Regions from separate parts of the Mus musculus genome. Here regions 1, 2 and 3 are each linked to region 4. The links are chromatin loops, found by intact Hi-C in ENCODE. Cell type or tissue: heart. All regions are shown on one strand. Region 1 overlaps Pard3 (par-3 family cell polarity regulator). Region 2 holds the start of LOC115486907 (a long non-coding RNA gene). Region 3 overlaps Nrp1 (neuropilin 1). Region 4 overlaps Pard3 (par-3 family cell polarity regulator).

What was found. Hi-C counts contacts between places; a loop is a spot of excess contacts. Peaks named below come from ENCODE experiments on the same cell type or tissue, not always from the same donor. Only the 100,000 strongest peaks of a DNase experiment are listed, where the experiment ranks them.
Region 1: it touches region 4 in a loop (7-fold over the local background); 15 of 42 quality-filtered maps call a loop at or near these places.
Region 2: a loop joins it to region 4, with 2.4 times the contacts of the local background. A loop is called at or near these places in 7 of 42 quality-filtered maps.
Region 3: it touches region 4 in a loop (5-fold over the local background); 25 of 42 quality-filtered maps call a loop at or near these places.

What each region holds. Positions count from the first base shown.
Region 1 is chr8:127,188,763-127,193,762 of GRCm38, forward strand. The region is part of intron 2 of Pard3 (par-3 family cell polarity regulator); the gene reads left to right. Among named protein-coding and RNA genes, the nearest start is that of Pard3, 130 kb to the left of the region's middle. In heart, CTCF peaks have their summits at 1,770 (motif pointing right) and 2,746 (motif pointing right); a DNase peak (open chromatin) is centred at 2,879; H3K27ac peaks cover 791 bases.
Region 2 is chr8:127,438,873-127,443,872 of GRCm38, forward strand. The region is part of intron 20 of Pard3 (par-3 family cell polarity regulator); the gene reads left to right. It overlaps Gm9909 (a long non-coding RNA gene), which reads right to left. Exons shown (of 3, transcript XR_003947491.1): 3 at 3,875-5,000. LOC115486907 (a long non-coding RNA gene) reads right to left here and starts at 2,413. Exons shown (of 2, transcript XR_003947489.1): 1 at 2,216-2,413. In heart, no CTCF peak of the experiment used is centred here; DNase peaks (open chromatin) are centred at 849, 1,459 and 2,419; H3K27ac peaks cover 1,411 bases.
Region 3 is chr8:128,360,449-128,365,448 of GRCm38, forward strand. It overlaps Nrp1 (neuropilin 1), which reads left to right. Exons shown (of 17, transcript NM_008737.2): 2 at 2,771-2,945. Among named protein-coding and RNA genes, the nearest start is that of Mir1903, 3.7 kb to the left of the region's middle. In heart, CTCF peaks have their summits at 2,984 (motif pointing left) and 3,188; DNase peaks (open chromatin) are centred at 1,233 and 2,983; H3K4me3 peaks cover 3,895 bases; H3K27ac peaks cover 2,413 bases.
Region 4 is chr8:127,587,587-127,592,586 of GRCm38, forward strand. The region is part of intron 22 of Pard3 (par-3 family cell polarity regulator); the gene reads left to right. Among named protein-coding and RNA genes, the nearest start is that of Gm32478, 40 kb to the right of the region's middle. In heart, CTCF peaks have their summits at 942 (motif pointing left) and 1,905 (motif pointing right); a DNase peak (open chromatin) is centred at 1,885.

The DNA of each region.
Region 1 (5,000 bases), 400 kb before region 4:
AATGCAACCTTGGGAGAGCCCAGGGTCCTGACACACTAACACATGACTCCTTGATCTGGCAGTAAAAGCCAGGCTTAAAGATTCAGCCAAGTGCAGATGCCTCTGCTCTCTGCCCTCCCTCACCCACTGTCAATCATCTCCAAGATTTCTCCTCTAAGATGCTGCCTTTAAACTTTGTTCTCTAAAGTGTCACCTGGGTCTCAGATGGATAGACAGCTGTAGGAAGGCCTTGGTTAATTTTGACTAATCATTAGCTTTTCTGCATGAGTACCAACATAAGCAAAGTATTGGAGTTCCTTTAAGGATAGAGCATATTCCTGATGAGGAGGCCACCTCCTAGAAGAACACAAGGAAGCGAAAGCACCCTTCTATCTCCATCAGACAGAATTAACCATAAGTGTTTGCATGATGCAGATATGGCAAGTGTATAGGAAAACTGCACGAAATGAAGGGGTAGTCTTAACGAAAGTGTCTTTACGATTTTCGCATATAATTTGGGGTGTCTTGCTTGAGCACAAGATGCACTCAGCCTCTCTTTATAATCAGGAAACTGTTTTATGTTTATTAAATATATCACATTCCCTTCTTTTTCTTTTAATTAAAAACAGTGCTGTATTAAACGTATCTCACAATTCCCTAACTAGCAAGGGAAATGGTGCGTTATATAGAGTGACAGATGTTGTCAAATTGTCCTTTATAGGAATGCCATTTTCCTGATCTTTTTTTCTTTGAGGCATGGTTTGTCTATACATCCAAGACTGGCCTTGAACTAGCCATCCCACTGCCTCAGTCACCCGAATGGTAGATTTACAGGCGTGAACCACCATGTCTGGCCTCAGATACCCCTTTAAAGGTCCATATTATGTTAACTTCTATCTTCCCAGAGCACAGAGGCCTTGTAGAAGATCTTTTGAGGATCCTTGTGTTCAGCCTGTGTAGCACTTTGCCTGTAGTCTCTGCATCTTGAAATGAACAGGTTTGCTCAGTTCCCTGGGATCCTCAACACCTGCTGGCACCTGCTTGCTTGTGTGTGATTTCTATACAAGAGGATTGTTAGAATGTACGTCTGCTCCTTAAAGAGAATTGTGAGAGTGTTTGTGGAGGGAATATCACAGCCTGTTGTCTTTTGTTTATATATGTGGTATGTGATGCCCATTGGAGGCAAACCATGTGCTTGATGCATTATTATTTATGTCCTTAAAATCCCCCATAGCAGCGCTCCTTTTTTGAGTGGTCAGGGTGAGGGAAGCTTGAATGTGGTTTTCACTGCCTCAGGTGTGGTCCCTTTTCTACTCTATTAGGAACAAGGTTTCTAGTGTGTGTGTTTTCTGTGTTTTGTTAAAGGAGTGGCACTCATAACACACACCCATTCCGGAGGCATGCTTCTGGCAGAATCTTCATCTATCTTCAGGCCTGGCCATTTTTAGTTCCAAAGATAAGAATTCCAGAGCAGAGAGAATCTGAGATATTATGCTAATGGTGTTCCGATCCTAGGTGTGGTTATAAACAGTCTTCAAAATGACTCAAGTCATGCATCTTTCCTGCTGCTCAGAACTGTGAAAGAAACCTTTATAAAGCATGTATATGGTAACAAGGGAAAGGATGTCTTTGGATGGTTCATAACTGATTTCTGAATCAAAGATAAACATCCTTAGAGCTCAGCTTCACACATGATTTTGTGGCTGTTGCCCGGAGGGAAGTGGCTGGGCAGTTTTGTGGTTTACCTGGAGATGGAAGTCCTTTGTTTTGCTGTTGGGGCATTTCCTTCATGATCCAGAAGAGGTCGCTGTATGCCTGTAGTTGAAGGCTATTGCTGGATGATAAGTGACCCACGTCTGCATACTTTCGGGACGGAGCTGGTCTGTTTTGTGAAGATAGATTTTATTTTAAGATGTTGTCATAGAGGTTTCTGTAAGTGTTCAAACAGCATTGTGAGGCGTCTTTGGAGAACCCAGGTTCCCGCTGCCTGCCTGTTCTGACTAGAAGAGACTGCTTCGAAAGCCCCTTGATACCTACCCTACTTGGTTCCTCCCCTACAGACTTGATTTGACTTTTACGAAGGAAATCTTGCCAGTGTGAACCTATGGGTTAATTTTGATTTTTGATGTGTAACCTCCAAAAGCAACTCAGGCTTGTTAAGTTTTATTTATTTCAGAAAATTTAGATATTTCTTTACGTGCTCTGAATCCTGGAGAAATGGCTGCTGTACCACCTCCTCTTTTTGCAGACAGGCTCTCGCTGTTTTTCCCACTTTGGCCTGAGATGTGCTGTGTTGGAGCCCAGGCTGGCCTTGAACTCGTGATCTTCCTACTCAGCCTCTCAAGGTGGGAGTTTGTGCCACTGTTGTGTGAATATGGCTGCATCTTAGAGCACACATCCTAGCTAGAGGGTCCACTCTCTCCCTGCCCACCCTCCACTGTGTCTTAGGAAGCATCACTCTGTCCTCATCACCTTAACAAATGTTACGTTCTGTAGACCTGCCCTTGCTAGTGTTCTCTTTTCTTAAAGCTGCAATTAATTTGTGTATATGTTTATACACGTGTGTGCTTGCTGATTTTACTCTGGATTTTTCTTACGTGGAGGTTTTGAAAGTGAGTAGACAGGTCTGTAGTGACATGCCAGCAGAGTTGTTTTATACCAATCGAATAACAGGGTACTACTAAATCTTTAGAGGTGATCTCTTCATCATTTCCCCCCATTCTGTTTAGCCTTTTCTCCTGGTCCTCCCCCCTTTCTGCTCTGCTTTGAGTTACCACTAGAGGGCAGCGCAACAACACATCATTCTGTGAGAGCCTCCTTGTTTCTCAGTTGGCAGGTGTGAGGGACACTTTTGAGAACAAAGCACATTATTACTGAACACCTAAAACCCAGTGGCAAAGCAGCACAGTGAATTCAAACACACGATATGGAAAATTCCCAGCATTCCCGTGGCAGGGCTCTGGGGTAAGGCTTCACACACAGGGCCACTTGCAATCAAGAATGACACTTGTGGGTGGAACGAGCCTTAATGCTAGTGGGTACTGTCATTGTACAACTTCAAAATGCGTGTCAGGCCTTTGATAGTGATGGTTTTTTTTTTTTTTTTTTACTTCGTTTTAAAATCCACCCTTTGACTTGTTTCAAGATGTCAAGATAGGAAGAGTTAGCCAAGAAAAAGCCTGTGCATAGCTGGCTTCATCTTTGCCTTAGAAAAGAATGAGAAAGGAATTCAAATAAAAGATATGTCGATTAATTTATGGGTCTCGTGAGAAGCCGTGCTCACGGAGCCCTGTCCAGCAGGGTTGTTTTACTTACCGTTCTCTGGAGACAAAGCAGTCACAAAATGAGGCCACTTACTATGTAAGCCATTGTAGCTCTCTGCAAAGCACATGGGCACACTTTTAAGGTTATTTTGTATCAGTGGTGTGGAGCTTGCTTTGCCCACACCCTTGGTTTTCAGTACCATTATTCCCTCCTTACTTCCTCTATTGCTACATTTAGGGTTTTGAATGCTTAGCTTAGTAAGCAGTTGTCTCTATGTTGGTTTCTATGTTGGATGACAATAGAATTACTTTGTTCTTCCTGATTTTCACATATGACCGACTTTCCTCTGACTGCTGTGGACTCCTGTCTTGCACCTGTGTCCTGGGTTCTCCGCCACAGCACTGGGATCGCACCTGGTCCTGCTTCTACTTGTAGATCCTCCAGCACGCAGGCGAATTAACACAGACAAAGCCCATTATGAGGCAAACCATTTATTCTACTAATTGGTTGGCAATATTCATTTTAATGGGACCTGGCATGTTAACTTCAGCTGTGCTGACTGACTGACTGAGAGGCAGTGCGGGCCCGTTTGACCTTCAGTTGTCAGGCTCCTCCATGTCCAGTGGCTGCCCCGGTTAACTTATACTTATGGACTCTCACCACTGGCCCTCACAGACTGGGTGATGATATTTGGAAGACAGCCGCCAGCGCTGACTGAGAACTAGAACACTGTTGTGGTGGAGCTCAGCTGGGAGTTAGCGTGAGGCTGGGAGGTGGTGTTTGTGAGAGGCTTGCACAGGGTGGAAAGGAGAAGATGAAGTAGAGGTGTGTGTGGGAGAGGAGTAAGAGAATCCTTTTGTTCACTATAGGCTTACTCTTTACTAGAGCTCATCCTAACAGATTAAAAAGGCTCTTGATTCTCGTGAAGGCGGGTTGCGGCTTCTTTTAGTCTGTGAGGCTCTGAGTGTCTGTGGGGATGCAGACAAGTCTCCAGGTGATGAGTTGTTTCTGTCTACAGCCATGCCCTGTTCAGGAAAGAACACATTTGCCTCGAACGATCCTGTGCTTATCACTAAACAGTCATTTGTGGACCTTGTGACTACCCTCAGGAGTTTCCACTCCTGTGGGACCCGCACAGTCTTAATTTATTATTACAGGAGTTCATGGTGGTGGAGAGAAACTAGAAAAAAATATGTAAAGTGTTAAGTAAGTAGAGTGCCCTGAGCCACACCCATGAAGGGAAGAGACCATGTTTTGTTTGTTTGTTTTGTTTTTTTAACTTTGCTTTGTTTTGTTTTGTTTTGTTTTTTGTTTTGCATTTGTTTGGCGTTTGCTTCTCCATCCATCTACAATCTTCTGCACCCACATGAGCATTTTAAGCACACTGACCTGCAGATAGCTTCTTGCTAGATAGTGCTATTCTCTGCTATGTCTCAGATGTGTTTCTGTATCAGTGAATAGAGACCAATTCTTCTCAACAGTCTTAGTAATTAGTGAATAAGTACAGACCTCATTACTTGGTAATTCGTGGGTCATTTCTTACAACCCCCACTCTCCCGTTTCCGTTGTTGCTTTCAGGTTGTTTCCAGGGCTTATGTCATCCCATGATTTGGAGCCACCGTTGTCCCTTACCAGTTCTTTGTTGATAAAAAGAGGCCCAGGCTTTGGCTACTAATTGAGACCTGAGACAGGGAGGGACTGCTTGCTATTCGAGATTTTTAAATCTTGAACTTTAAGTTCGATACCTCATCTTCTTT
Region 2 (5,000 bases), 150 kb before region 4:
CTTCAGGCACTCCTAAATGAGGTGTGGTTTGACAGGGCGATGACAGCCACACCTCCTTACCCTCTCTTTCCATAATATTTATAATATTTATATTGTGATTAACTGCTCCCCACCCCCAGGCTCTCTATCTCTCCTTATGTAACTATTTTCTGTCTTTGCAAAAGAAAACTAAGGGGATCCAGGGATGTGGCTCTGTGGGCCCACACTGTATCGATTGAGCATACATGTAGACCTATTACTGGGAGTGGAGGGCGGGGGTGGGGTGGGGATGAAGGCTGAAGGATAGGAAGGTCAAAGTCACCCTACACTACAGGACCCCCCCTTATCTCAGGAAGAGAAAGATGACATCATATTCTTGGTCTCCATAGTAACAGATGGGCTGGGCTGAGTGGACTGCGAACACCTGTCCTCCTGTCATTCCTTCTACTCATTGCTCGTTTCTGTTTGGTGACAGCACTGCTCCTGGGTCCTGTTTCTGGCTTTGTAGGGCACATGCAGGCCATGACTTCTTTACGGGAAGAACTTTCCTTGGGCAGCCTGCTGCAGCTGGCATTTAGCGGCCATTGCCTGCTGAAACTGGTGTACATCTGCTGAGAACATTATTTTCCCTAACCCATGTAATCCTCGCCATAATCCTAGAAGGTGCTATTTTTAGCTGCATTTTATGGGTAGAGAGACTAACAACACCGGGGCTCAATAAGTGACTTAACTTGCCAAATCACTCTGTGAAGTGGGGGTGGTGCACACTGAAATCCAGCCAGGTGCCAAGCTGGCCAGCCATTTTGTCTCTTTTGGGGACCATGCTGCCGGACCTGTGCATGGGCCACAGCTGCGGTGAAATCCACCCCAACGCTATTGTGTGTGCTGCCAAAGCAAGTGTTCCTGTTCTAGCTCTGAGCTACAGGAGTTTGTGCCCTTTGGTCCTGACCAGTTTCGTTTCTGCCTGATTTCCTCACTGTTTTCTCTCTATGCCTCCGAGCTCTTTTGTTATCCCCAAGTTATTCTTTTCTTTCCTCCCCCACCCAGCCCTTTTCTGGGATAGAACCCAAGGCTTCCTGCTCGCTAGGCAAGCACTCTGCTGTTTGCTTACACTTCCCCAGCCCATCCTCCAAAACTGAGCATAAGGCTCTTGTTACTGAATCAAACATACCTCCTCTCCTAAGTGACTGTCCTTCATGTGATGACAGAATCCCTTCACCAACACTGACGGTAAGCACAGCCTGCTCATTCTCTTCCTACTGTTCAGGATAGTCCCACAGAGCTCTGGTGCCAGTCACAATGCTACCAGCCATTTACCCCATTCCTTACGTGCACTTTCCTGCACCTCAGACCGTTCTCCACCTCTTCTGTTCTTCGCTCTCGAAACAAGTATACAGTCATCCTTGCCTGCTGCTCAGAACCTGTCTGCACTCCTTCCCCCAGGGATAATTCTACCTTGGCTGTCTCTGCCTGCCCACCTGATGCTGACTGTGCAGAAGAGCATGTTGCTCCTCTCAGGCTCCGCCCACGACAAGCTGCTGTACTCAGCACGTCTCCTGCTGAGGTTCTCTCTGGAATCTTCAAGCCTCACCTTTAGGGTCCAGGGAGGTGGCTAAGTGCTGGAGCATTTTTTTCTACCATGTATGAGGTCCTGGTTCTGTGTCTAGCCACTGTCTGTTTATTCGGCAACTCTTAGCCATTCCCTATCCTCATAACTGGTGGGAACCACATCTCAAGGTGAACTTTTAAACCTCAAGAATTTCACTTTTTTTTTTTTTTAATTCCAGAGGGTGGGGAGTAGTTTTTATGCTTAGTTCTGGAATAGCCCTGAGTCTGGCAGGCACCTTCTCCACCACTGGACTACATGCTCCAAAGCCTTTTTCCTGTTTTGCAATTACAGATGATGTCATCTTTCTCTCTCGGAGGGTTGATTCTGATATAGTTACTTATAAGAAAACAATCATGGGTGCTAGTAGACTGAAATTGTCCTCGTTTTGTTGTTGTTTGTTAGTCTAAGGCAGGGCTTCTATAGCCCAGCTGTCTTGAAACTTACTATGTAACCACTATGTAACCTAGGACTTTGACCTTCAGAGCCTGCTGCTTCCATCTGGGAGTACTAAGAGACAGGCATGTCCCAACCAACAAACCAGGTTCTCTTCAGGGCTGACGATAAGCCCCTGGGCTTGGCCCTGCTAGGAAAGCCCCTCCCAGCAGAGACACATCCCCACCCGTTCACCTGTGAAGCGTTCCCTGGGCAATACAGCAGCTCCTGGACATTGATTGGAGTGTGGTGGCAAAGTAGAAGTTGTCACGTCTGCAATCCTGCCACTGAGCCGCCCTGGCTGTAATGAAGGAAGGTTGATCACTCTCTGGCCAGGCTTGGTTTGGCATGCCCTCCCTAGGGGTGTGGACTTGCAAATGAGCAGCCAAACCACTGAGCAGCTGCCTGTCAGCACTTACAGTTAAAAATTAACTTTGACTGCTCCTCTGGGCAGTCCCTGCTGAAGCTCACCCACAGTGAAGGAAGTTGGTATGACCCAACTGGGTACTGTCCCCAAGTGTGGCCCAACCCAGTACTGTCCCCAAGTTCCTGTTGCTGAATCTCTCAGTGCCTCATGCAGGAGACAGCCACTGAAGGGGGTGCCTTCTATCCCTTGACACATCTAAGCTCTACTTTTTTCCCACCCTGTCAGCTGTACTCTTAAGACCACTTGTACATTAACACAGTCACTCGAGTGCGTAAAATCCAACCCTCTGACAAAAAGCCTCCAGGCAGAAAAAGAAACCGTTTCGCCCTCATCTGTCGATAACGGATTCTGATGCAGAGCTGGCGAATGTGGGTTTTTTCCCAAACCTAGGCCTAGCATCCATGATGACTTTAATAACTGTGAGATACGCTTTCATCAGCAGTTAGAGCAGGGCCACCACTGTTTGATGCCTGGTGCTGACCTCATGATGAGTGGGCTCCACCCCAGTGGACTTCGTGAAAGGGTAGTCTGGATTTTGTCCTGGGAACTTCATGCTGAAGGGTCTAGCCTAGGCTAGCAAGTTTGTCTACATTCAGAAAATGACTTAGGAACTGAATAGAGTGCTTTGCTTTAAGCATCCTCTTTAGTACTGAGTATGCTCAGGTTTGCTGACCATCGTATATATAACCCACACATGATACCCCAAATAAATTTCTCAAAGGCTCATACACATCCCCTTTGCGGCCCCCTGGTCATGCTAGAGATGCATTAATAGTGGAAAGTAGAGTGCATGGTGGAATCCGCCCTCAGTGTTTAGCTCTGCACACCAATCCCTGGGTATTACTTTTCTACCACACACATGGTCCAGAATCACAAGCCACTCACTGTTTCTAATCAGAGGTTAGGTGGACACCGGCCACTGCTGCTGTTGCTATTATTCCTAACTCATTTCGTTTTGTTGTTTGTTTGGTTTTGAGACGGTATCTCATACCGATTATCCCAGGAACGGCGGCAGTAGCCCAATTATAGGGTTCAGGATGTGAAGGGCTCATTTTTAAGTAGAGTATTCCCCAAGGTACAACTTGCTGGAACAGCACATTAGGGGTAAATCTTGCTGACTGTGGTTTGTGTCTTACCTGAACAGAGAGAGGAGTTATGGTGAGGTTACTGAGTTTCTTTTTATCATGTGCTTCGAGCTAGTGTCTTCCATACATAGCCTTCCCAGAGGTTTGTTCGGTGAGAGTCAAAATCAGTACCTGCCTCTAAACTTTCTTCATATTTCCCTCACTGAGAAGGTCCTAAGTCAAAAATAGTGGGCGTCATCAAAGCACCAGCTTTGTTTATTCTCTCTTTCCCTCCCTCCCTTCCTCCTCCCTTTCCCCCACCCTCATCCCTCTTCCTACCTCCTCCCTTCTCCCTCCTCCTTTCTACCCATCCCTTTTCTTCTCTTTCCCTTTTACTTTTGCAGTGGTTGGGATCAAACACCAGGCTTTGTACATGCCAGGCAGGCACTTTATCAACAGACCTACATTCCAGTTGACTTTTAAGAGTTTATTCACTTGAAATTGTTTTTTTATAATGTACTACCATCTACCATGACCTCACCTGTGATCTCAATATCTTTTATTTCCAGAGTCCCTGCTATTCAGACTCAAGAGGAAATAAAATAAAAAACAAAAAGTAGCCATAATTTTTATTGAGGAAACGTGTAATTCTTTATTTTAGATCTGATTTTTAAGATTTTGCTTTTATTTTTATTCATATGGCATGGGCAGGGGTGGTGTATGGCAAGTGGAGAAAGTGTGTCTGATCTTCTGGAGCTGGGTTGAAGGTAGTTGTGATCTCATGAGAGCTGAATTCAAGTCTTCTGAAAGAGCAGTGCGTACTCTTAGCCAGCAAGCCATCTCCGTTCCCATGTTCTGCAGGTGTGAGTTCTGTAAGAAGTAACGCTTCTGTAAGCGGCATTCTGCTTTGTTTCCATATAGCACAAGTAACCAGGAAAAGGGCTTTCTTCCCTGAGAAGCATCTCTGTCCTTCTAGCCACATGGGCAATGTACAGCAAATAACTACGGAGGAAGCACAGCTGATGTTGTATCAGATGTTGACTTTCAACCCTCCTGCTTCCACTTCTCAAGTGCTAGAATGGGTCTGCACCACTTCACCTGGTTACGTGCAGTGCTGGGGATCGAACTGAGGGTTTTGTGCATGCTAGGCAAGCACTCTACCAACTGAGCTATATTCCCAGCCCATATTCTGTTATTTTCAAATTGCAGTAAAATATGCAGAGTATAATGTTTACTAGCTTGACCATTTTGGGGTAGAGTTCAGGGACATTACATCATGCACCTTCTATCCCCAGAGCTCTGTCATCTTACACAACTGTCATTCTGAGCCTATTAAGCAAGGGTCCTCTCTTCTCCCATCCTCTCTGCGGATCTGACCTCTCTAAGTTCCTCACAGGAAGGGCATCACCCAGCAATAGTAGCCCCATCCCAATTGATGTCACGTGATATGATGTTTCCAGGATTTTTTTTTTAAATCTGTATTTACCAT
Region 3 (5,000 bases), 770 kb after region 4:
TTTCAATCAAAGTAATTAGGAGAAAAGTGCATCTACCACTTATTGTAGTATATTGTTTTAATAAGAGCTGAGCGGAGGGCTCTACCAGGAAGAATTTAAATCACTCCTTTATGATAGAAGTTAATCTCCTTAATGTGCTTTCCCCAGGTTTTGTGATTTCAACTATAGATCTCCCCCAACAGGTACCAAGCAGTGTTCTCAAAAGATATGCAAAATTTTTGTGAACACGGCTGGAATTCAATTTATTAATGAATTCGAGTTGGCGGCATCTTCCTATATACTCTGGAAGGGAAGCCAAACACTCAAAAAATCATGAATGTGGAGTTCAATTTGTTAATGAACCTGAGTTGGTGGAGTGCTTCTATACTCTGGCAGGGAATGAAATATCTTTTTCCTCTAACAGAAAGAACTCAAATGTTTAGAACTCAAACGGTTATCCTTCATAATGCGTAAGGATGGAGTGGAGGCCCTCAACTTTCCTAATGCTGCAACCCTTTTAGTACAGTTCATGCTGTGGTGACCCCCAACCATAAAATTATTTTTGTTGCTACTTCATAGCTGTAGTTTTGCTACTGTTATAAATCGTAATGTAAATATTTTTGGAGAAAGAGGCTTGCCAAAGGGGTTGAAACCCACAGATAGAGAACAACACTGGGTTAGAGCCATGTTGGGGTACCCAAAAGATGGTCATAATAACCAATGTGAAGAGCATTAAGACTTGTGTGGTACTGAACAACACACACACACACACACACACACACACACACACTTTTTAATTTTCTTAGCAGAAATGTGGGGGATGCTGAGAATCTGGACTCCACTCAACTGAAACCTTATTGCTATGCTTGAGGTGGCCAGGGCTGGCACATGACTCAGTAACTCTCTAGTCCTCTTAAAACCATATCCACCTCCTCCCAGTAAGTGTCTACTAAATTAATTCATTAACCTTATTTAGGACTAATGGTCCACAGTCATTAGGAATCGCTCTCTCCTAATCAAGTGTTAGAGAGACTGAACAGAGTGTGGGAGTCCAGCAGTCCACATTATCTTATTACACTGTCACTTTCTCAGAAGTCACAGATTAAAGTGCTCTGGTATGGTACCAACCCCACCTCACTGTCTTCTGAAGTGACTATCTGTCGACTGTTTTATTTCTCTCTCCTAACAGATGCCATGGTGGCTACACAGAGCTGGAGTGACTTAATGAGCTGGGGGGTGGGGCTGAGGGGGTCACTCTCCAAGATTTCTGCACAAAACAAAATAATGCCAGAGCCTCTGCAGAATCACACCACTGAGCTGGCTAACGTCATTAGCTGAGATTCTGAGCGTTGGTTGCAACATTAGTTCTTCTTGAAGACCTAAAGCTTTTAAAAACCAATGGGAAGCGAATCTGTAGGACCAACCCACTCCAATCTAAGAAACAGCCAGAAACATCTAGCAATTGGAGAAAACAACATAATTTATATTGTCTTCTTTTTAATTTATGGGAAATGACTTCTGTAATGCATGTAGCTTTATGCATTTTTGATGTGCACTTCATCTTTCATTTCCATTTGACCTGGTTTTCCTGTAATAAAATTCCTTAGATTTATAAATTCATGCTGAGAGCAAAGAATGCCATTCTCTTTCCACAGGGAATCTATTAGATGTAATATTAAAATCTATATATACCATTACTGGATGTTTGTGATTGATAGGCTTATACATTTCAATATTTCATACCTGTACTTCCTACATAGTTTATGCACCAAATTTTTATTGCCTAAAATTAAGCATCAATAAATGGGGTGGCATTTGCAGGCTGTGGCTCTCCTGTGCGAAACCCATAATAGAGAGTGACAGTAGCGATCTATGCTGAATTGTAAACCAGCCCAGAGTCTGGTTTATTTAGCTATTAGAGAGTCACTCCAGCATTTGAGGTTTTGTAGTGGTGGTGGTTTGTTTTTCAGTAAAGGTTGAAAACTGGAGAGCTTTTCTTTCCTGGGATGTGAAGACATAGCTCACCATCTGTGATACCCAGACCTCAGTGGCCGAGGCTTCCCCTAACATTTAGTAATTAGAATTAATGCTGTGTGGCTATTTATTTTTCTTTCTGCCCCATTGCTTTGATCTGGTCTCCAAGGCTGAACAACTTGGATAAGTAAAGCCGAGTTCTTTCTGCATCACCAGCTGCACTTTGTTCTCTGCTGATTTGAGTCTCAAAAGCAGAGATAACTCAAAATCACTTAGATTTACAGGCAGATAAAACAACAACAAAAGGAGGTTAGGCTTCAGGCCAATCAAAGTCCTGGAAGACAGTCCCCACTGGTCAATGACACTGACCAGGCTTATCATCAAAAAGCCACTTGCAAGGAGTGGCACAGCATCTTTTAGGCACCTTCCACTTAGAGCGGTTCCTTAATGTGATTACACTTCTTGGAAGATAATTAAGTCTAGCAGGAGCTCCCAGGGGGCTGTGTTAACATCAATTGAGGGGGTTTAATGTTTTTAATGCTAGAAGACCTCTTTCTTTGGAAGGAAGTTTGGGTGTGAGGGAAAAGCATCTCAGATCACAGTAGGCTTTCTGTGGATGTGGTGCTCCTGCAGATTAAAGAGTGTTCCTTAGTGGTGTGGTGTACTTTGTGTCTAGGGTCACACGGAGGGTTTATGGGGGACACTTTGGAGTTCTCTTAACTGACAGAATGTTTGCTAATTGTCAATACACATGTAAAGCTAGAAGACTCAACTGGTTGCAGGGAAGAGATCTGCTAACATGTCATTTTTGTTGCAGACAAATGTGGCGGGACCATAAAAATCGAAAACCCAGGGTACCTCACATCTCCCGGTTACCCTCATTCTTACCATCCAAGTGAGAAGTGTGAATGGCTAATCCAAGCTCCGGAACCCTACCAGAGAATCATGATCAACTTCAACCCACATTTCGATTTGGAGGACAGAGACTGCAAGTAAGTGAGGGAGTTTGAACAGGGCGCCATAGCACCATCTAGTGGTCATGAGTATCCGTGCTGAGAAAGTAAATGAGCGGGTCCGGATGAGCTCAATTGTGAGTGGTGTGGAAATGAAGTTACAAGTGGCTGAGTTCACCCAATATGTCAGGCTGTGTTTAAATGTTTGTCCTCCTTCTGTTGACACGTTTGGTTTGGGAAATCTTTTGTTAAGAAATGTGTGGTGTGTGGTTCTTTCTGGAAAGGGTTTTGAGAAAAGGCTTGTGTTTTCTTAAGTATTGTGGGTCACCAGTATACATGATCTGCAGATGGTGGAGTCGGGTGTTTTTTAAACAAATCTGTGGCGCATTTAATGATTTTTAGAAGATTTCTCATGGCTGGGGACTATAGCTCTGTGGCAGGAGCTACTCCAGCACTCTGATCTGAAAGATTGTATCGAGTTTGACATGAAAAAAGCAAGTGAATTAAAGGGTTTGTTATTATCGCTATTTTGTTTGGTTGGTTGATTGTTTGATAATTTGTTTGCAACAGGGTCTCACTATGTAGCCCCAGATGTCCTGGAACTCATTTTGTTGTTCTGGGTGGCTTTGATCTTAGAGATCCACCTGTCTCTGCCTCCCAAGTGCAGACATTTGCTAGTGTGCTGAGCTTAAGCAAGAGTTTCAAATATTAGGTTAATTGTGGACATGTTTATGAATATGACTTTTTAAAATGCATAAATGCAATGAGAATTTAGGTGTGTATCGGGTTAGAGTCAATCTGCCTTACCTGTCTGTCTCTTTCAACTTGAAGTTACTAAATATTGGTCTATGAAAAGTTTCATTATCCCAGTAACATTTTACTGTAGAGACCATCTAAATGATGCCCATACACTTTAAATGGAAATCCTGGTTGTAGATGTGGTATTTCTGCTTTTGCATTGTATGAGGTGGACTTCATAGCTCAATGCTCTCCACATCCAGGACAACCTCTTAGTGTCTTGCCCACATGATCCCATATGATTTCACTCTGAAGTACTTTAAGGGAGTTAGGTCTCCAGTTTGAGCTTGAATAGTAATCTTGATGAAGACATGGGCCAATTCTTACTTTGAACTTAGCCGTGTTGGAGACATTTTGAATGGTGAAAGCTGCTCTGTTTCATACTTTTATTCTTTTGTAGAGAACAGAGTGATATGAAAACATTCCCACATGCACAAAGGATTCAGAAATCTGTTGATTTTGTAGTGTGGTGACAACCAGATTTCCATAGTCAGGCTATCAAGATTTCTACTTTATTCAGCTTTATTCATTGTCTAGTGAATTAACAGAAACCTATAGACAGAGGATGCATCTGTGAATGATTGACATACAGGCCTGCATTCTGATTCCAGTTTATTCAAGTCCCAGCATTGGGTTGACTTTTATTTTGTCTCCCCTCCCCCCCTTTGGAAGCAGAGGACTGAACCCAGGGCTCTACCTTGGGCTAAATCCCCAACCGCTAGATTGTAGAATTAATAGTGTTCCAGTGCCTTCTAGAAAACAGGGCATTGTTTCAAATATGTTGTTGTTTGGAAGTTCTGGGGGTCAAATCTAGGGCTTCATGCATGCTAGGTAAGGGCTCCATCACTGAGCCACACCAGACTTATTAATATTCTTTGTAGTGATTATTATAGTGCTAATAGTGTAAATAACTTTGAAACTGTGTTGTTGTATATCTTTTTACATCTTGACAATCTGCTATAGGAGATATTTTCAAGAAACTCTGGCAACACATGCTTCCCTTCAAAATAAAGTATTCTTAGATTTCAATAAGCTCACATTTACCGATTTCTGACCAGGAAAGTATGACCAGGTAACTGTGTGACAGAATGAAGTCCTCTGAGTAGTCCTAGTCATCAGAGGTGGTGTGGTAACAAACATTCATCAGCCATGCTGAGGAGGAAGCAGATCAGGTCCTGGATTGGGATTTTGCTCATTTTCATGTCTCAATCGTTCCACCTGTGGACATTTTCCAACTTCTTGTGTGACATCACCTCATATACACTTGCAAAAAAAAAAAAAAAAAGGAGGAGGGGA
Region 4 (5,000 bases):
CCTTTGGGGACCAGGGAAGGCTGGCCACAATCCAGTTAAACCTATTGTCCACCTTTATAATGGTGTCCACATCTTTCTTCTGTGGGCATGGCCACAGTCGCCAAGGTAGTAATGCCTACTTAACAAATGCATGGCTGGCTTGCTGTCTGTTTGAATTTGGGGTCTCTGTGTTCTACCCTTGCTTCTAGGTTTTCAGAGTTCTGTTCCATAATTAAAAATGCAAATGCCACAGTAATTTTAGTCTGTAAAGAATTCATCAGTTGCATTAAGCATTCCTTTCCCTCTGCAAACTCTCTTTGTTCCTCTAAGGAGATGGGTCCAGAATTCAAGCTCACAAGAGAGTATGACTAGGTTCAATTTGTATTGGAAGGAGAAGGTGGACTAGTAGGCTGTAAGGATGAGACCCATTTCAGATATTTGGTACACTTTAGTAGCCACCAGGCATTCCTTTTGGATACCAGAATCTGTGGATGCCCAAGTTCCTTTTATAATGTTAAAGAATATTTGCATATAAAAATCTATGAACATATATGCCCGTATACTTTAAATCCTGTCTAGGTTTGTAACACCTGACACCCATGATCCCCATGTAAATTACCAGTATGCTTAATTATGTACAGACTCAGAATAACAACAGTTTAAAAGTTACTAATGAGCTGGTGAAATGGCTCAGTTGGTAAAGGTACTTGTTGCCAAGTACCTGAGCAGTGGAAGGAAAACGTTGGTCTCTCTAGCACCAAGAGGTTGCATTCTCGCAATTTTAATGAGTCGTTTGATAAAGCCCCAAACTTCTAAAAAGTTAAGGGGGCAGAGAGATTGCAAAGAGGTTAAGCACACCGACTTTTCTTCCTGAGAACCTGGGTTCAATTCCCAGGACCCACCTGTTGTCTCAACCTTCTGTTAATTCCAGTCCCAGGAGATCTGATGCCCTCCTGTGGCCTCTGTGGGCACTGCATATACGTGATGCAGTAGTATGCCTGCCTGTCAAACATCCATACATATAAAAACACATAGTAAAAATAAACAAAAAATTAACAGCTGATCTTAACAGCTTCCTTCCCACCCCCAATATTTTCTACACATGGCCTGCTGAGCCCCAGGAATAACTCTATCTCCAAACCCACTGCATCTGTCCCTCAGGACTGCCATTCAGAGATCAAGGGGCTGCAGTTGACATGGTAGAAATAAATGACTTAGGAAAGCAAACAGAAAACAGCAGTGCAGAATATAAAGTAGTGGTAGCTACTGACTGCCAACTGCCCTCTTGTGTTTGGCTTGTCTTGGATCAAAACAATACATTAAGTCAATGGTTAAATTTAAGGTAAAATAATATTTATAATTTCTGTTTTTCTGGGCGGTGGTGGCACACACCTTTCTGGTGGTTTTGGGTTTGTTGTTGTTGTTGTTGTTTTTCTTTTAAACCTTTATAGATTTGTTGTGACTTTCCCATCATGCAGTGCAGTCCTGCTCCTCTCCCTGTCCCTTTACACACACACACACACACACACACCACCACCACCACCACCATCAACAACAACATCAACAACAAAACAAAGCATAGAAGGCGTCTCATCGTGAAAGCTGTAGTGTGTCACAGTGTTCCTCACAGTGTACCTCTCTGCCTGCACATCTTCACTTGAGAGTGTTCATTGCTTGAGATACCCGGTTTCTGTGATACTATCAATATTGGACCCTCATCAGGACTCCTCCCCAATATCCTGTTGTTTCCCTGTGTGCTGGAGATCCTGTAGATTTAGAACAGCAGGGCTGGCCTTTTCATGGGTCTCAGCCTTCCACAGATGATACAGGTTTTGAGATGGGCCAATTCAGAGTCCTGGATCTGGGCCTGGGTGGTAGTTGAGCTGGTCAGCCTGCTGGCTCTACCTTATCTTCACCACCAGGGGGAGCGCTCCAGCACTGCTCCAGCTAGAGGTGTCACACACCTTTAATCTCAGCACTCAGGAGGCAGAGGTAGGCGATTTCAGAGTTCAAGGTCAGCCTGGTCTACAGAGTGAGTTCCAGGACAGTTGGGGTTACACCGAGAAACGCTGTCTGGAAAACCAAAATCAAACAAACAAAACAAAAGAAAGGAAGGAAGGAAGGAAGGAAAGAAAGAAAGAAAGAAAGAAAGAGTGAGCTAGGAATGGATAATTCAGTTGGTAAAGTTCTTACTGTGCACACACATAGGGAACTAAGTTTGATCTCCAGCACCCATGTTAAAACAAAACAAAACACTGGCAATGATAATCCCAATATAAAGAAATAGAGACAGGCAAATTCTGGGGCTTGCTGGCCAGCCAGTCTAGTCTAGTCAGTGAGCCCCAGGTCCTAGTTAGGTTCGGTCATATAAAGTAAGTTACCTGAGGGACAACATCCAAGTTGACTTCTGCCTTCCATGTGCATCTGTACATGTATCCATAGAAACATGAGAATACACATACATACTCACACACTGAAGGTAAATTGAAGAACATTCTCTGGCCTGTTGGAACCTAGAACCCCTCCCCTACCATCTTAGAGCCTACTTGTTGAATGTCTCCTGGGCCCTGCCCTGATTGGCTCAGTCTTCATAAACAGCACACTTACCATATTCTCCTAGATGGTCATTCTCAGACCAGTAAGTGGGGACAGGGACGGTTGTGCAACCTGTGCCCTCACCCTGTATACCAAGAGTATCAAGTTAGCAGGCCTGCAGAAGCTCCTCTTACACTTAGCACAAATAAATGTGTCAGCTGTCATAAGGGAGAAACACACACGGCCCACCAGGAAGCTCCAAGCCAGGTGTCCTGTTTCTAATGACCTCCAAGTCCCACTATACCATGCATCTATGATGGGCCAGAAGTCTGTAGGACAGGACCCAGAATACAGTAGAATAAAGCCTACATCATTATTGAACTAAAGCAAATTTTCAAATAGTACACACACACACACACATGCACACACACAAGCAGTCAAGCTACAGAAACCAGTATTGCAAGAGAAACTAAGTGTTAGCATTTGGACCAAAGTTGTCTTTTGTATGTTAGTAGAGAGCATGCTAAACCCCCATCATCTGTGTACAGATCCTCATGATATGGGGTCTCTGGAAATGCAATTTCTAGACTCCTCATTAAGACTTCTTTTGTCTCAGTCATCCTTTGAATCTACTTTGGTGCTGTTTTTATTTTATTCCTCACTGGGGTTGGGAAAATAGGAAGAAAAGAAACAGACCAGTTTTAAATTGGCACAAGCCTTAATCTAGGTTGATTGGGATGTGTAGGGATTAGTCACTGTTGCTAATGAATATTTAAATCTCCTTTGGCTTTCTTGGCAAAAGAGCTCATCAGAGTTTTCAAAGCCCAGATTTGAATGATTGGCCCATCACAGCCTGGCCTGAGAAACAAGTAAGCTGGTACAATAGTTCCCTCTCTTGAAGCCAGGTCTCACCTCCACACTGCCAATGGGTTTTCCCAAAGGGCGCTTGATGGCCTTCCCGTCCTCGGAAATCATCATCATCAATCATGAAAGCATCGCAGCCCACCTTCAGCTAAAGCCAGAAAAGTGGTGTTGCTGGTTTAGGGCAAGCCGGTCTAATTCTGTAGAACACTGGCTGAAAGAAACCAGAGGAAAGAATAGGAACTGGGCAGATTGGGAAACCAAGGCCCAGGGGAGATCTAGAGCTGATCCCAGAAGGCCACTGAAGTTACCAAAACTGAAACTAAGGACCTTGTCAGCCACCTTGTTGGGGAATGACTTTCACCTCATCACGGGCAGTGGAAGATTGGTTTTCATCACTTGCTTGGATTTCATGAGACCCATAAATGTACAGTTACTGCGTGGAAACAGTTGAGCAGTGGTCCTGGTGAGGTGGGAGCACTTTCATAGTTAGTCTTGCCTCCGATCATCCTCCCATTGATACATGTTGGGAGCAAAAATCCACAGTCAGTAAAGGGATAGTAATGTTAAGGGAACGGTAATGTTACAGGGACAGTAATGTTGGAAAATGCTCACTTTTCTGTCACTATGCTGGCATCTAGCATAGTGTTTATGCATGTATGTATCTGTGAATGTATGGATGTTCGATGTGTTTTGTGTGTGTGTGGTATGTGCATGCATATACGTGTGTGAATATGTGCATAGCATGCCTAGACAGTCAGTGTTGGTATGGAAGAGAAGGAACTGTAGGCTGGTAGCTAGTGCTAATATCCTGGAACAAGAGTCAGCTATATCTCTATTTTAAAAAGCCAGTAGGAATAGTGACCTGCATGCTTCAGAAGCAGGAGGGAACTTTTGAGACTGCACCAACAGCTACCTGATTCGAAACAGTACATTTACAGACCTGTTAACTTTCATGTTCTCAGACCAATCCAACCAAAACATTTGCCAGTCACCCCCTTAAAATGTCAGTTTTCACATTTGGTGAGGTGAGGGGAAACTGCCTTCTCTACCAATCTTTACAGCTGTTCTTACTACAAAGGGAAGCTCAGTGTTGTACAAAATGATGAAAGAATCATTGTTTAAGCAAGTGGTTTGCTCAAACACTACCTTAACTTGATTTTTCTACTTTTCTCATTATACTGTGAAAATCATATCTTGTGTGTGGCCTTGATGACATGTGAACAGGAAGCTGATGAAATAGCGATATGATACAGTCTTGCATATCAGCAAGGACATGCACATATTCACACATGTATTCACATGCACATACTACACACATGAACATCTGTACATTCATAGATACATATATGCATAAACATACAATCATGTATGCACAGAGATACCCACACAGGTGCATATATATTTATGGTTTGCAACTCGGCAGAGAAAACATGCTAGGTTGGCTTTGTACCCCCGAGCCACATCTCCAGCTTCGTTTAATTTTTGGTATGATTTTTAATTTGAGACAGAATCTCACTAAACTGCTCAGGCATGAAGAGAACTTTCGATCCTCCTGCCTCGGCTTCCCACACAGACATCAGAACCCTCAGTATATGCTACATTTGGCTTGTGAGGCTGAGTGT